Regions from separate parts of the Homo sapiens genome. Here regions 1 and 3 are each linked to region 2. A link is a contact called in ENCODE Hi-C or POLR2A ChIA-PET data. All regions are on one chromosome and are shown on one strand. The core of a region is the stretch at or near the end of the contact, and the rest is flanking DNA. Distances in the headings are between cores, read along the strand shown.

The links. A loop is a pair of places that touch in the nucleus more often than their neighbours do. ChIA-PET counts read pairs that join two places held with the same protein, here RNA polymerase II (POLR2A). Pooled maps may share reads with other maps.
Region 1: a loop to region 2 is called in a map of naive thymus-derived CD4-positive, alpha-beta T cell, with 17 times the contacts of the local background. The contact joins the promoter of ALDH1L1-AS1 here to the promoter of DNAJC13 in region 2. A Hi-C loop is called at or near these places in 1 of 168 maps with a recorded cell type or tissue (naive thymus-derived CD4-positive, alpha-beta T cell) and 6 of 50 pooled maps. POLR2A ChIA-PET finds 5 or more read pairs at or near these places in 1 of 52 experiments (OCI-LY7).
Region 3: a pooled map shows a loop between it and region 2 (13-fold over the local background). The contact joins the promoter of COPB2 here to the promoter of DNAJC13 in region 2. A Hi-C loop is called at or near these places in 5 of 50 pooled maps.

The regions. Positions count from the first base shown.
Region 1 is chr3:126,080,538-126,085,606 of GRCh38, forward strand. It overlaps ALDH1L1-AS1 (ALDH1L1 antisense RNA 1), which reads left to right and starts at 3,678. Exons shown (of 8, transcript NR_190231.1): 1 at 3,678-3,915. It overlaps SLC41A3 (solute carrier family 41 member 3), which reads right to left and starts at 3,587. Exons shown (of 11, transcript NM_017836.4): 1 at 3,556-3,587. RefSeq lists silencers at 3,235-3,344, 3,385-3,934.
Region 2 is chr3:132,414,423-132,419,286 of GRCh38, forward strand. It overlaps DNAJC13 (DnaJ heat shock protein family (Hsp40) member C13), which reads left to right and starts at 3,080. Exons shown (of 56, transcript NM_015268.4): 1 at 3,080-3,338. RefSeq lists silencers at 2,770-2,869, 3,150-3,289 and enhancers at 3,320-3,469, 3,409-3,944.
Region 3 is chr3:139,386,377-139,391,032 of GRCh38, forward strand. It overlaps COPB2 (coat protein complex I subunit beta 2), which reads right to left and starts at 3,271. Exons shown (of 22, transcript NM_004766.3): 1 at 3,172-3,271. The coding sequence starts at 3,174. COPB2-DT (COPB2 divergent transcript) reads left to right here and starts at 3,427. Exons shown (of 5, transcript NR_121609.1): 1 at 3,427-3,557. It also overlaps the pseudogene LOC124906339. RefSeq lists enhancers at 2,949-3,198, 2,995-3,556, 3,489-3,788, 3,557-4,119, 3,999-4,108.

The DNA of each region.
Region 1 (5,069 bases), core at 2,428-4,927, 6.3 Mb before region 2:
AAAAAAGACAGGGAATAATGGACACTGGTAAGGATGTGGAGAAAGTGTTCCTCGTACACTGTTAGTGGGAATGTAAACTAGTTCAGCCACTATGGAGAACAGTATGGAAGTTCCTTTAAAAACTAAAAGCAAGCCAGATGCAGTGGCTCAAGCCTGTAATCCCAGCACTTTGGGAGGCCAAGGTGGGAGAATAACTTGAGGCCAGGAGCTTGAGACCAGCCTGGCCAACATGCCAAAACCCCATCTCTACTAAAATACAAAAAATTAGCTGGGTGTGGTGACACACGCCTGTAGTTCCAGCTACTTGGGAGGCTGAGGCATGAGAGTCACTTGAACCCAGGAGGTGGAGGTTGTGGTGAGCTGAGATTGTGCCACTGCACTCTAGCCTGGGCAACAGAGCGAGATTCCATCTCTGAAAAAAAAAAACAAACTAAAAACAGAACTACCATATGATCCGGCAATCCCACTAATGGGTACATATCCAAAAGAAAGGAAACCAGGATATTGAAGAGATATCTGTACCCCATGTTTCTTGCAGCACTATTCACAATAGCTAAGATATGGATCAACCTAAGTTTCCATACCAGATGAAAGGATAAAGAAGATGCGGTACATATACACAATGGAGTACTATTCAGCCATAAAGAAGAATGAGATCCTGTCATCTGCAACAATATAGATGGAACTGGAGGTCATTACATTCAGTGAAATAAGCCGTGGACAGAAAGACAAACATCACATGGCCTCACTCATATGTGAGCGCTGAAGGAGGGGATCTCAAGGAGGTAGAAAGTTCAATGGTTACCAAAGCCTGTGGCGGGACAGGGGGAAAAAGGGAGGATGGTTAATGGCTAGAAATACACAGTTTGATGGAAGAAATAAGAAATCGTGTTTGATGAATCAATACAGTGACTATAGTTTACAATAATCTATTTTATATTTCGGAATAGCTAGAATTCAAATGTTTCTGGAATAAAAGACCAATCTCTAAAATGATGGATGTCTATATTGCACTGATTTGATCTTTACAAGTTACATGAACGTGTTAAATTATCACAGGCAACTCAAAAATATGTACATCTATTATGTGTCAATAAAATTTTTTTAATATAAATAAATGAACCTGGTGTGATGCACCTCACCTCACCACCACTAGGGCAAGGGGTGGGGAGAAGGGCCTGGAACACAGCCACAGGGCTCTGGGTCTGCCTCTGCCAGAGGCAACTGGGCAGTGACCACTCCAGGCCACACATCCTCACTCAGCCACAGTCTTGGTGAGTCACTCACACGCGTGCCTGAGGAGGTTAACCCAAGAGTGCGCAGCCACTGTGCTTGGTGACAGCAAACACCAGAGCGGCAGGTGCTGGCGCAGCCCTGATCCGTGATTCATGCTGGGAACACGTGTGCAGCTGTACCTAGAGAGCCCCAGCCCTGGTCCACCCTCACTGTGCCTGCACATGGTGCCAGAGGAAGGCCTGGCCAGGGTGACCCGGGAGCAGGGCCCAGCTGGTGTCAGCACCACACCTGCTCTGTGCCCCTTGCAGGGTGGGGGATCTCCCAGCTGTGGACATGGCCAAAGGCCCCTCAGCTCCACCTGAATGTTGGAGTGTTTGCAAGGAGAACATGCTCCAATGTCCCTGTGTCACTGACAGCTCGTGCAGATGAACAACCAAGCACAGGCTGGAGGAGGCTCCTGTGGGAAAGTGGGCTGTGGGCCAGGAAACCTCTAATCCCAGAGCCCCAGGGAGGAGCCAAGATGCCAGAAGATGCCAGTGGAGGCATTGCCTCCAAGGTCCCCACAGAGGACATTGGGCAATGTCTGCACATGGTTTTGGTTGTCCCGACAGGGGGTGATACAGGACAGCCCCCCAAAACAAAGAACTGCCCCACCCCAAATGTCAGTAGTGTGGAGGCCGAGAAACCCTGCTATGGGGCAGTGGTCAGAGACCCTTGTGCCTTGAAAGGGGCTAGGCTGGGCAGGACAGGTTGTGGACCACCTGGGGCCACAGTTCAGAGCCACGCCTGAGTCTGTGAGGCTGCCCACCCTCCCAGCTGCCAGCATGGGGTTGGGGGGTATCCGCCCCCATCAGACTGAGGAGGAAACGGACACTCTGTCACCCAGAAGCATCCCTGTGTCACCCTGTGAGGTTGGCCTTGGACCCAGGCCTCTAGGCGCCCCGTCAGCACCCCAGTGCGAACACATCCTGCCCGGGGACCTGGACCCAGCAGCTCACACAGACCAGGGCTCGCCCAAAGGCAGGCAGGCAGGGCCACTGCTGACCACGCACCTGGCTGGTCGTGATTCTGGAACTAATGGTTTCTGCCTGGCAGGGAGGCCGCCAGGACCTCTGGGCTTCACCCCTCCCCACCTTCACAGGGGACCTCGCCTCAGTGGGAATGTTCTGGAGCCGGAACCCAAGGTTGGAATCCCAGCTCCTCCCCTTTCTAGGTCTGTGACCTTGGAAAAATTAAACTTTCTGTACCTCTGTTGCCTAATCTGTGAAATGGGGTAATACTACCTACTGTGTAGGGCTGTGAAGATTAAATGGAGTCATGCATTATCATCACAGGGCACCTGGCCCATCCTCAACCCCAGTTCAGACTCCTCAAAGCCCTAAGGTTTCAGATCAATGGTCAGAACCACGAGGAGGACCTGCTAAAGACAAGTATGGGGACCCACCCCCAAGGTTTAGGATTTAGAAGGTCAGGGTGGGGCTGGGGAACCCGCATTTCTAGCAGATCTCAGGAAAGGCAGTGCTGCTGGTCCTGGGACCACAGTTTGAAAACCACTGGTGTAAAAAAAGCCTTCTAAAAAAAAGTGGGATTTGATCACTAAAGTCATATGGAAAAAACTGGAAGAAAGAGGAAAAAATAAACAAATAAATAACGGGATTTTAAAGAGACCTATCCCACCGGCTCTCCTGGATGGAGAGAGTGTGGGACTCTGAGACAGACTCCCGGCTGGGCACCCCCAGGAGGTTTTCTTCACCAGAGGTTTGCACCGAGCCCACCCAGGACAGTGGGCTGAGCCTGTGGTAGAGGCTGGCGGGAGGTCTGGCTGAGGCAGCGAGGGGTCCCTGCGCGCGGGCGCTGCAGGAGTCACGCGTGTGACATCCAACCAGGAGCCGTGCCCTGAGCAGGCCAGGAAGGAGGAGACAGGGCCGCTGAATGCACACCGCAGCGGTGTGGGGAGCGGCCTCAGACACCTAAGGGTAGGACCGGCCGGCTCCCCCGCGACCCCCAGCGCCTGGGTTCTCTCCCGGCCTCCCCGAGGCGTGGCCTACCCCAGGCATGGCCCCACCCCGCCCCAGGCCGCCCCTCCGACCCCTCGTGTTTACCTCATCTCCCGCGCGCCTTTCCCCCACCGAGTCCCCCAAATCCCGGTCCCCACCTGACTCCCCCTCCCGCCGAGCCCCCAGGGCCCGGCGCCCGGCTCACTCGCCTCCCGCGCACCCACTCCCGGGCGCCCTCTCCCGCGCGCCTCCCCGACCCCCCTTGGGCCCCAGCTGACCCCACCTTCCGCCCCAACCCCGCCCGGAACAGGGCCGCGCTTACCGGGTCCCCTCCCAGGCGGCGGCGGGAAAGAGGCGGGCGGAGGACGCAGGGGCGGGCCTGCGGCTCAGGCAGGAAGCGGGAAGGCCGGGCCTCCCTGGCCCCGCCCCGGCCGGGCGGCCGGACCTCGGACGACTTGGCGCTCCGGGACAGCAGCAGACGCCCAAGCTCCGGCAGCGCAGAGCCCCGCCGGGGGCCCGGGGGGCTGGGAGCCGGGGATCGCGGGGACGGAAGTGGGGGACCGAGTCTCGCGAGCCCGGGCCCTCCTCGCAGCTGGGGCCCCACTGGCGCCCCCGCGGGAGCGCTACGGGAGAGGCGCCTATGCGGCTGCAGGTTTTATTATGGAGCTGTCAAGGTAGAAAGGTACGGAGAACGGGAACCCACCGACAGCCAACTTCCCTTGGGACCCGCCTTTTGCTTTAAAAACAACAACGACAAGTCTGTGCTTCACCCCACACATGCCTTTCGTTTTCCCTTTTTTCCCAGAGTAATTTTAAAGCATCCCAGTGGATAAATTCTCCTTTAAATACTCGAGTATGTTTAATCAGTAAGGCCTATTTTTTTAAACATTCTCATAGTATTACGGTCACACCTAACGAAATTGGCAATTCCCAGTCCGGGCCTGAGGGAGGCCTGATGGTTCACAAGACTTGGTAAAATATATCATTATATTTTAAACCAAAAAATAAATGATAAGGCACCTCCCCGTTCCCAACCACCAAATCATCCGAATGGACTTCTTCCTCAGCCAGGACTTTTAGAATTTAACCTGAAAAACTGGTTCAGGCCATAAGGGGAAGTGGAGGCCGAACATGCCTCATTATCCCTCTCCTGCATTAACATCAACACAGACTTTAAGTCTGATAAGAAACATTTTACAGCCTCTTCTCTCTGAAGCCTGCTACCCTATCCGAATACTTCATCTGCGTGATAAAACACATTGGTCTCCACAACCTCTTAACCCAGACATTCCTTTCTTTAATCCCAGGTCTTTGGACAAACTCAACCAATTGTCAACCAGAAAATGTTTAAGTTGACCTATACCCTAGAACCACCCTCCCCCTCTTTGAGTTTTCCTGCCTTTCTGGATCAAACAAATTTATTTCTTAAATGAACTTAACTTGAAGTCTCATGCCTCCTCAGAATGTATTAAACCAAGCTGCACCCCGACCTCCTTGGGCACATGTTCTCAAGACCTCCTGAAGGCTGTGTCACTGGCTGTGGTCACTCATATTTGGCTCACAATAAATCTCTTCAAATATTTTACAGAGTTTGACTCTTCCACAATAATTTGGCACCCAGCGTGGGGCCTCAGAGAAGACTCAGGACCCCAAAGGAGTTGCCTGAACTCGGAGCGAAGATACCAGTGGGGCCCATTGAAGCCTCCCAGACTTCTAGCTTCTCCCCCGATGGAACTGGTTAAGTTCTCCTGAGCCCCAGATCGCCCTTTGGTTGACAGTCCTTCGTTTAGTGTGAGCTGGTTTTTCTCCTAGGAAGTTGTTGTTTAAGGATTCTAA
Region 2 (4,864 bases), core at 1,830-4,329:
CTTGGGATTACAGGTGTCAGCCATCATGCTCAGCCTATTACCAAGCTTTAACAAGTATCATTAAATAATACTTTTTTTTTTTTTGAGAGTTTCACTCTTGTTGCCCAGGCTGGAGTGCAGTGGCACCATCTCGGCTCACTGCAACCTCCCCCTCCCAGGTTCAAGTGATTCTCCTGCCTCAGCATCCCGAATAGCTGGGATTACAGGTATGCACCACCAGGCCCGCCTAATTTTTTTATATTTAGTAGAGACGGGGTTTCATCATGTTGGCCAAGCTGGTCTCAAACTCCTGACCTCAGGTGATCCACCCGCCTCAGCCTCCCAAAGTGCTGGGACTACAGGCGTGAGCCACCGTGCCCGGCCTAAATATTTTTTTCTTTTAACACGTGTAATCAATATAAAAATTGCTAATGCAACATTTTACATTTTTTTGTAACAATTTTAATTTTTATTCTGTGTTCAGTAGCCACATAGGGCTAGTGGCTACTGTACTGAAAACATAGTTCAAGCATTGTTGAGTGGTATGAGTTCTTAAGGATTTACTTTGGATCTGGGCATTGATATAATTAGGAAGGTCAATTTAGCAGCAATGGGAATTAGATAAGCAAGTGTTTGACATTCTTGTGGGCTCTCTAAAGTCTTAGATCACTCCAGCCTTGTATGCTAACTTTGGAGACTGATAAAGGCTATTGGTGCCTAAAAGGCTGTGAAATGTATTTTTTAAAAAGCTGTGAAATATTTTAAGTGTACATCACATAATTTAGATTGTAAATTTGATACATCTGCACTATGAAAGTGTCAGAAACGCTAGTGCAAACTTTAATTATGAATAAAAAGACAAATCCAGAAAAAGAAGTGTGCATTTGTCACTCTTAAAAAAGAGTTGGGTGGGGAAAGGATCCAACTGATTTAACCTAATAGGGAAAGAAGAGACAAGTCCTACTCTCCCTGACTCTTGTATTTTGTTGTGGCATTTTAAGAAGGATCCAATTGTATGGATCCAATTAAAAGCAACCAGTGGTTGTGAAAAGGCTTGAAACTACATCTTGTGAACAATGGTTGAAAGTACTTTGAATATGGTTTCTTAAAATGAGTATCTGTAGCAGGGGTAGTTAGAAGGATATGCACGGGAGAGGGAGTGGGAAAGGGTGATAAGCTGTACTGATAAGTGCTTAAATGAATGTCACATACAAGAAGAAAAGAGCAAGAAACAAAGACAAAATAACTACTCATAGAAGAGAGTGCAAGTTGGCTGAATACAAGGAAAATGGCTTATAAAAATGCAATGGAAAAAGATGTCTTGTGAGGCAATTTTGCACTACAGAGGATGGGGACAATTCATGATGCCTAAGGCTCCTCTCAACACGAGAATTGATTTTATTGGTCTCAAATATTGAACAGAGAGGCAGTGTGGAGGTTGAACAGTTCACTGGCCTTGATGTTACAGGCAGGCCCTGTGTCTTAATCTTGGCTCAACCTTTAGGAGTTAGGTCACCTTTAGCAAGTCTCCTGGACTCTCTGGGTCTGCTGCTTCTCTAAAATCGAAATAATATACCCCACATTTACTTTTGGGATTACTGGAAGGCTTTGTAACCACATAAACACGTTTCTGTTTCCATGGGATAAGCCAATAAGGCCCCTTAACACAGCCCTCCTGTTTCTTTTTCCTCCTCCTCCCTTCCTACTCTATTTCGGGTTCTGTCTTCCCACACCCAGCTATTCCTAGTACCTTCCCTTACATGCACCTTATCTTACTGCTGCATTACAGAAAAGTCTAAGGATAAACACAAATAGTCTTTTTCCGCCCTAAGGTAGGGCAAAGGGTTAATAGAATCAAGAGGTAAAGTCTGTAAAAACCATTTTTCCACATTTTTTCATCCTGCAATCGCTGTCTATAAAATGAGCCAACTTGCTGAAGGGGACGCCAAGAAATCACAATTTCAGGACTGCCATGAAGAATGAGTATTCAACTCCTTATCAGAGACCTTTAACCCTTATACAATAATGTATCCATGCAGGTCACCCTACACTGCCTCTACTCTGAAGTCTGCAGCAGAATCACTATTTTTTTTTTAATCACTAATTTTTAAACTGTGGTCTTTACGGCTCAGATCTGGGAGTGGACATTGACCTTTCTTATTTAAACCATTGCCCACAGATAACACATAATTTCTAGCCGAATCCTTTAGTCCCAATATCCCCTCTTTTCACTGCCCTGACTTCCCTCTCAGGTGAGGTTCAGGAAGATGGTTATCTAGAGGGCACAGGTTCTGGGTTCAAATTACTTGGGTGCAAACATGAAATCCACTACTCTGAGGCTGGGCCTCAACTTATCTGCAAAACGAGGATGATTCGTATCTCAGAGAGTTGAAGATTAAGCAGCTTTAAGTAAACTTCTAAACACTTGATCCGGACACAATAAATGGGGCTACCAGAACTATCTTTCCAGCATTCCCACCTGCAAATGCCTTAGGCGTCTCTGAGAATTTGGTCTCTGAGACCTTCCAGAGCATCCATAACTTAAACCCTGCTCTGCTGTCGTTCAGGACGTCTCAATAGTAAATGAACCTGCTGGCTCCCAATCCAGCCAAACCAGGAGATAGGCTGAGGCTTCAGACTGCCTCGCAGATGCTCCATGGCACTTGACGGCAAGAGCTAAAAAGAGGTGATTTAAAACAAGATTTCCTCGGACTTAAAGCTTAAGTACCGGGTTGCGACCCTACTCTCCGCAGGACATAAGCGGAGGGGCGCGGCCCTAAGGCACACGCCGGAGGGGCGTGGTCATGGGCACCCGCCGGAGGGGCGTGGTCATGGGCACCCGCGCGCGCCCAGGGGCGTGTCCTTTTCAGCACCCACCGAGGCGCCAGCCCCCTGACGCGCTGCGTGGAATCCAAATCCCACGGCCGGTGTCGTTACTCTGCGCATGTGTAGCTGCTGGGGGCTGGCCGGAGGAAAGCAGAATTTCAGGGAAAGAACGATCGGGACGGGGAGGACGGGGAGGGCGGGGCAGAAGACGGAAGAGTTGAAATCAGCTGACTGGGTCTCGTGACAGCCTGGGCGGTGGCGACGCAGGCGTATTAGAGCGCGCTCGCTCAAAGCCTGAGCGAAGATGGCGGCCTCCAGAGTGAAACTCTGAGAGGCAGAGGGAGGAGGCGGAGGGGGCGGGGAGGCAGCGCCGCGGCGGCACCAGGAACCCGCGGCAGCGGAGCTGCAGGGCCCCGGCGGGGGAAAGGGGAAGTGGTGAGGGTGAGGAGGCCGGAGGGCGCCTCATCCCACTCTGGAAGCTGAGCCGGCGGCGGGAGGAGCTAGGGCTGGAGCCTCTCCAGCCTCCCGCGAAGGTAAAGCCGACTCCGGGCACTGGGCTCTGGGGCTCTGCCTTACTCCCTTCCCACGCCGTGGGGACTTTGTGGGGCTCAGGGCAGGGAAAACGGGGTGGTCTTGGCTGCTGCAGCCTGCAGCTGCTAAGGAAGCAGATTACCCTTCCCCCAGGCTGCTGGTCTGGTTCCTTTCGTTGGACGCCCCCCCGGCTTTGAGTGACATTAGCTCAGGGCGCTGCCCTGTCCAGCCCCACCCCTTTTTTTTGCTTGTTTTATACCTAGTACGCTCCTCCACTCGCCTTAACATATCCTTACCCCACAGGCTCTTCATTCCCTTGTGGGTTCCGCCCTCGGGATTCCCTTCCAGTCTCCTAGTCTGAGCACCCTTCCTGCTGGATGCCGGCAACTCTTGTTTCCTTGGGTCAGCGACCCTCCTTCCGAACAAGTCCTGCAGACTGACTTTCTTTGCTTTGTTTCGTTTTGTTAGGAAATGAGCATCCGCGTCGTCTGTTCTCCAGTACTTTTTCTAAAATCATTTTCTCCCCTAAGGCTTTTCCTTCCTGCAAGGCAGCTTATTCACGTGGCCTTTCCTCCGCTGCTGTGATTTTATCTTTGAATGTGGCCTTTGGAGTGGGTAAAGTAGGACTTAGACGCTCAGTGAAGTGGCTGTTAATCACTTGATACTTAACTATGTTTAAGAGTGCCTTCCCTTAAATTTTCTCCTTTTGTAGCGTGTTCCGTTAACCACGTTTGTCTTAAGATTGTTTCCTGTGTCCGTTGCTTAGAGGGGGGAAAAAAGTAAAGATTTCACCCTAATGTGGCGGTGGTCTCCCAAAGTAATTATTTCTCATTTTCCCTCTGCTTTTCCCTTTTACGTTATTCTGATTTCCCTCAAAAAGGAGGTTCTGTACCTGATGCTGTTGCGTCCTCTATGAAGGGCTTTATAGTGTACAGTTATGTTGAGCCTTTTGTAATACAGTGTCTTGGGGAAAAAAGTAGAAGTTCAGAACCTGCCCCCAGTAATTCTTTCTTACTATATTTTCTTTCTCAGTTTATGGACTTGATAGGTTTCTAGGTTTGAAACTACTGCCTGCAGGGAAAATTACAGTGATAAGGTTTTATAATATATTACCAGTACTTTGAGTTTATGGGAGTATGAAACAGAATTTGCCTTAAAAAAATAAATTTATAGAAACCACTTGTCAGAAATTCGGTATCCAGAACACAGTTCTTTGATTTTTGGAAAGTACTTTATTGGCTTATCTATCATATAACGTAAAACCTTGTTCACATTTTGTGTAATGTGAAACGCTTTTTAAGCTACTATATCTCAGACTTGGCTTGTGCTGTTAGTATCACAATGCATTCAGGCAACACACGTCCTTGTGTAGAAATTATTACATTATACTCCTTGTTTGAAAACAGGAAGTAGAACATATTAAGGGAGGAAAAGAGGAGTCAGAGGATTATTAAGAAATAAGAATGTAAAGAACCTTAAGGCTAGAGTTCAGTTCATGGAAAATATCAGCATTTGTATTCCACTGAGA
Region 3 (4,656 bases), core at 2,021-4,520, 7.0 Mb after region 2:
CCGAGTAGCTGGGGACTACAGGTGCCTGCCACCATGTCCAGCTAATTTTTGTATTTTTAGAGACAGGGTTTCACCATATTGGCCAGGCTGGTCTCGAACTCCTCTCCTGACCTTGTGATCCACCCACCTCGGTCTCCCAGCTCCAATTTTCCACTTTCAAATCATCATCTTAACATTCCTTGCTAGTTCCCAAAATCAAGGCTTTTTACTTCATTTCTGAATTCTGCCCCATAAATTACTATTACAAATTTTAACTTCTTTTTAAATCTCTATGGAGTCAACAGGTATGAAGAGTCTATTATGTACCAGGCAGGAACCATGGTGAGGGTTTTCATATAAGCCAGCATGTCTCACAATTTTCCTCCAGTAATGAGGAAATTGGACACTTACAAATTGTGAACATTTTACTTTAAAATATTTTAAATTATTGATTATTGAGTAAAAGTGATGCTCCATAAGTTGGGCCAATGAACTCTGAGCAACCCCAGTAAACCTCTACATACTCCCAAAGCACAAATCTCAGTTTAAAAAAGAACAGGCAGCCAGGCGTGGTGACTCATGCCTGTAATCTCAGTACTTTGGGAAGCTGAGGCGGGAGGATCACCTGAAGTCAGGAGTTTGAGACCAGCCTGGCCAACATGGTGAAACCCCGTCTCTACTAAAAATACAAAAAAAAAAAAAAAAATTAGTTGGACGTGGTGGCACGCGCCTGCAGTCCCAGCTACTCGGCAGGCTGAGGCTGCAGAATCACTTGAATCTGGGAGGTGGAGGTTGCAGTGAGCCACGATTGCACCACTGCACTCCAGCCTGGGCGACAGAGTGAGATTCTGTCAAGAAAGAAAGAAAGAAAGAAAGAAGGAAAGAAGGAAGTAAGGAAGGAAAGAAAAGAAAAAGAAAAGAAAGAAAAGAAAGAAAGAACGAACAGGCAAGGGTTCTTGTGATAATATTTCTCCCAACAGTTAAGTGACTATTTTGAATAAGACAATGTACTAGGTACTTTGGGACAAAGATGATTAGGATGCTCACACTGTATCCTCAACTTTAAATATATCCCTCCACCTTCCAAAAGCTGGATGCATTTAGGACTCAGCTTAAATGCCACTGCCACCAGTAAGACCTTTCTAGTTACCCTAGCCTGAAGCATTCTTTCCTAGGGAATCCTATAGGATTTCATTTTAACTGTTCATGGTACACTTGTGTACACATCTTTTCTTGCTTTCTAGAGTAGATCCTCCTTAAAGCCAGGGTCATTGCTTATACATGTCTTTATCTCCAGATCACCTTATATATTTGAGTATGGGGGTTTAAGAACAGATACCATAACACAAGACTAGAAAGCCATGATGGATTTAAATTTCAGTTCCACCACTCATTTCAGATGTGCAATAGTGGGCAAATTTACTTAACCTCTTTCAAGTTTGACTTATGTAAAACAGGAATATTATTATTATCTACCTCTTAGTGCTGTAAGAATTAAATTCAGAGTTAGCCAGTTAGAGCAGTGCCTGACCTACAGTAACCACTTCACAAACATATAACTCTATCTCCCAGCTGCTGTGAGAATTAGGCAGCCATGTTTAGCAAAGTGCATGGCAGACACTAAATATTCTATGGTAAATGTACAAATGAATGAATTCACGTTTTGTATTTTCCACAAAGGATTTAAAATATATAAAGAATGAAGGCAATATTTCATTATAGAAATACACTGGTAAATGTAAAGACGGCAAAAGAAAATGAAATTAGGCAGATCCAAGAGCCTTTTCCAAAAACGTCCATTACTGCAACCACAGCAGACCCAAACTACATCAGGTAGTTAGTAATACGAAGTGCTCTAATTAAGAGGCTTGAGGTCTTGTTCAGGGACTGTAACCTGGGTGCCCAAGAAAGTCCACGGATAGTGCTAGCTTCGGCAGCACATAGAGAGGAGATTAGCGTGGCCCCTGCGCAAGTATGACACGCAAATCCGTGAAGCGTTCCATATTTTTTATAAAACAAATTAAAAAAAAAAAGAAGGTCCATGGATTGTGGGGGGGGGTGTCTGTGAATGAATGCACTGAATTTTATGCAAAAATGTTTGTTTCTCTGTGCATTTTCCCTGGGAGTATTCCTAACTTTTTCCTAGTTCCAACTTTGCCACAATTAACCTTGTAGAAACATAATTTAAAAAAATTTTTTAACTTAAGATGAGGGACTTAATCCCTAGCGTCTTCAAGCTCCAAAATGTTTGATTCTGTGCTTCATAACAAGTTTTTTTTTTTTTTTTTTTGAGACGGAGTCTTGCTCTGTCCCAGGCTGGAGTGCAGTGGTGCGACCTCGGCTCACTGCAGCCTCTGCCTCCCGGGTTCAAGCGATTCTCCTGCCTCAGCCTCCTGAGTAGCTGGGACTACAGGGGCCCGCCACCACGCCCGGCTAATTTCTTTTTTTTTTTTTTGCATTTTCAATAGAGACGGAAGATATTCTTATACTATCGTTTTCTTTCCTTATTATTATAACACTCTTGTGCAAACTAGTCTAGGGCGTTTTTTAGGGTTACGGTGATAATAACAAAGTGCTCTAACAATTACTATTCTTACCAGCCACTGGATTTGCAAATGCATAAAAGCACACCAGCCAGTGTTATAAACAGCACCCCCTTCCTCCCAACCCTTCTTCTCCCCTTAGAAACCTAACAGCTGAGATATCAAAGCATTTGAAATTCCATTTTTGACTCCATATACATTTGTTTTTGGCTTCTTTGCTTGTTTATAGTTTGTAGCCAGCACACACTATCCCCAGAATAAGCCCAACAGGAGTGTAGATTAACTACCACCGTTTTAAAGGCAAACTTTAGTTTTACCAAAGCCTCCTACGGAGTTCAACACATTCGGCTTCTGTGTTTCCCTACACCACCGATCCCGCTGCAGACTGCAGGAGCTCTGGCAAGCGCCACAAGCGCCAGGGGAGACAAAACCCCTCACTAGCAGGCTTTGCCTCCCCAAATCACCCCGGTCCCCTAGGCCCCACCGCCTTCTCCCTTCCTGGAATCAAACGACCAAGACCCCGCAAGGCCTGAGGCGGCGGCCGCAGCGGGAGCCCAGACCACTGCTTACCGCGGCCCTCAGTCCAGAAGCTCCAGGAATCGGCCGTAACCTATGGGACCCCGCTCCCTTCTACGGGATCTGGACCTACCATGGCTGCGTCGGTCCAATCCCGGGAACCCTCGTTTGTTACCGGCTACTCAGGCCTTGAGATAAACCCACCGATCCACTGACCGTCAGACTGACTGACGTGGAACTTCCGGGAGCCGATTCTCGCGATAGTCAGAGGCCAGGGCCGGAGCGCCTGCGCAAACTGCGCGCAGGGCCGTCGTTTCCCAAGCCCCGCCCCAGTTTCCTAGGCAACGTGGCCTTCCAGACCGCTGGTAGTGGACTTGAGGCTGTCGGGAAGGAGGGGTGTGGCCTAGACCACTAAGGGCCGTGACGTGGTGCCGCTGAGCTTGGACCCCGACCAGAAGATAGAGATTGAAACGATGAGGAAAACGAAGTGCCTAATCCCCGCTGGACGCTAACTGCAGGGCAAGCTCCCCAGTGTTGTAGTTGTGTTTCGGAGGCCGAGAACCGCTATCGGGCTTCCTCGGACTCTGGCCCTGGAGGGGGGAAACGGCGAGGGAGAAGGCGAAACGAGTCTCCAGTGTGTTCTTGGGGCCTGGTGCGAGGCCCAGAGAATTCTCTGCAGGCCTTTGCCCGGGCACTGATTAAGGCTGCGAAGAGACGCACCGGGCTGCGGGCTTAGTAGCTTCAGGCTTCTGAAGTCAGAGGGAGGGCTGAGAGCTTACACTTCTGGAGCTCCCCGGGAGACGGCAACTACCCAACCGTGTGGGTGTGTTTGTGTATGTGTCTTTTGTTGAGCTTCGGCTGGCTGTGTTATTCATTCAACAAATATTTATCGATCTTCGGCAGTGTGTCAGACATACCTTCTTCTCAAATCTTCACATCAAACCTGAATTATCTCCATTTAATGATGAGGAAACTCGGGCTCAAAGAAGTTAAGTGTTCTAGCCAAGACTGCATAGTAAGTGGCAGATAAAACCTCAAAGTTGGGCCGGGCGCGGTGGCTCACGCCTGTAATCCCAGCACTTTGGGAGGCCGAAACGGGTGGATCACCTGAGGTCAGGAGTTCGAGACCAGCCTGGCCAACATGGTGAAACCCCGTCTCTATTAAAAATACAAAATTAGCCTGGCGTGGTGGCGGGCGCCTGTAATCCAAGCTGTTCCAGAGGCTGACAGGAGAATCGCTTAGAACCCAGGAGGTGGAGGTTGCAGTGAGCTGAGATCGCGCCACTGCACTCCAGCCTGGGCAACAGAGCAAGACTCTGTCTCAAAACAAAACACCTCAAAGTTTGTGCTCTTTCTACTACATAAAAATATCTCTTCATTAATGTGGCTGAATTCTAAGGGCCTGTGCCATAGGGGTTACACTACACAATAAAGTTCGAGAACATTTGCCTGTCACACGCACTGCACATCTCCTGTATTTCCTTTTTTTTTTTTTTTTTAAGAAAACATGTGGACCATAGAAAACTTGCCCTCTGGTTACACGTACAAACGTGTATTTTTAACTTGAGAGAAATCTTAAAGTCTTTTCAGACCTCCAGATTTTCAGAAAGGCAAAAAG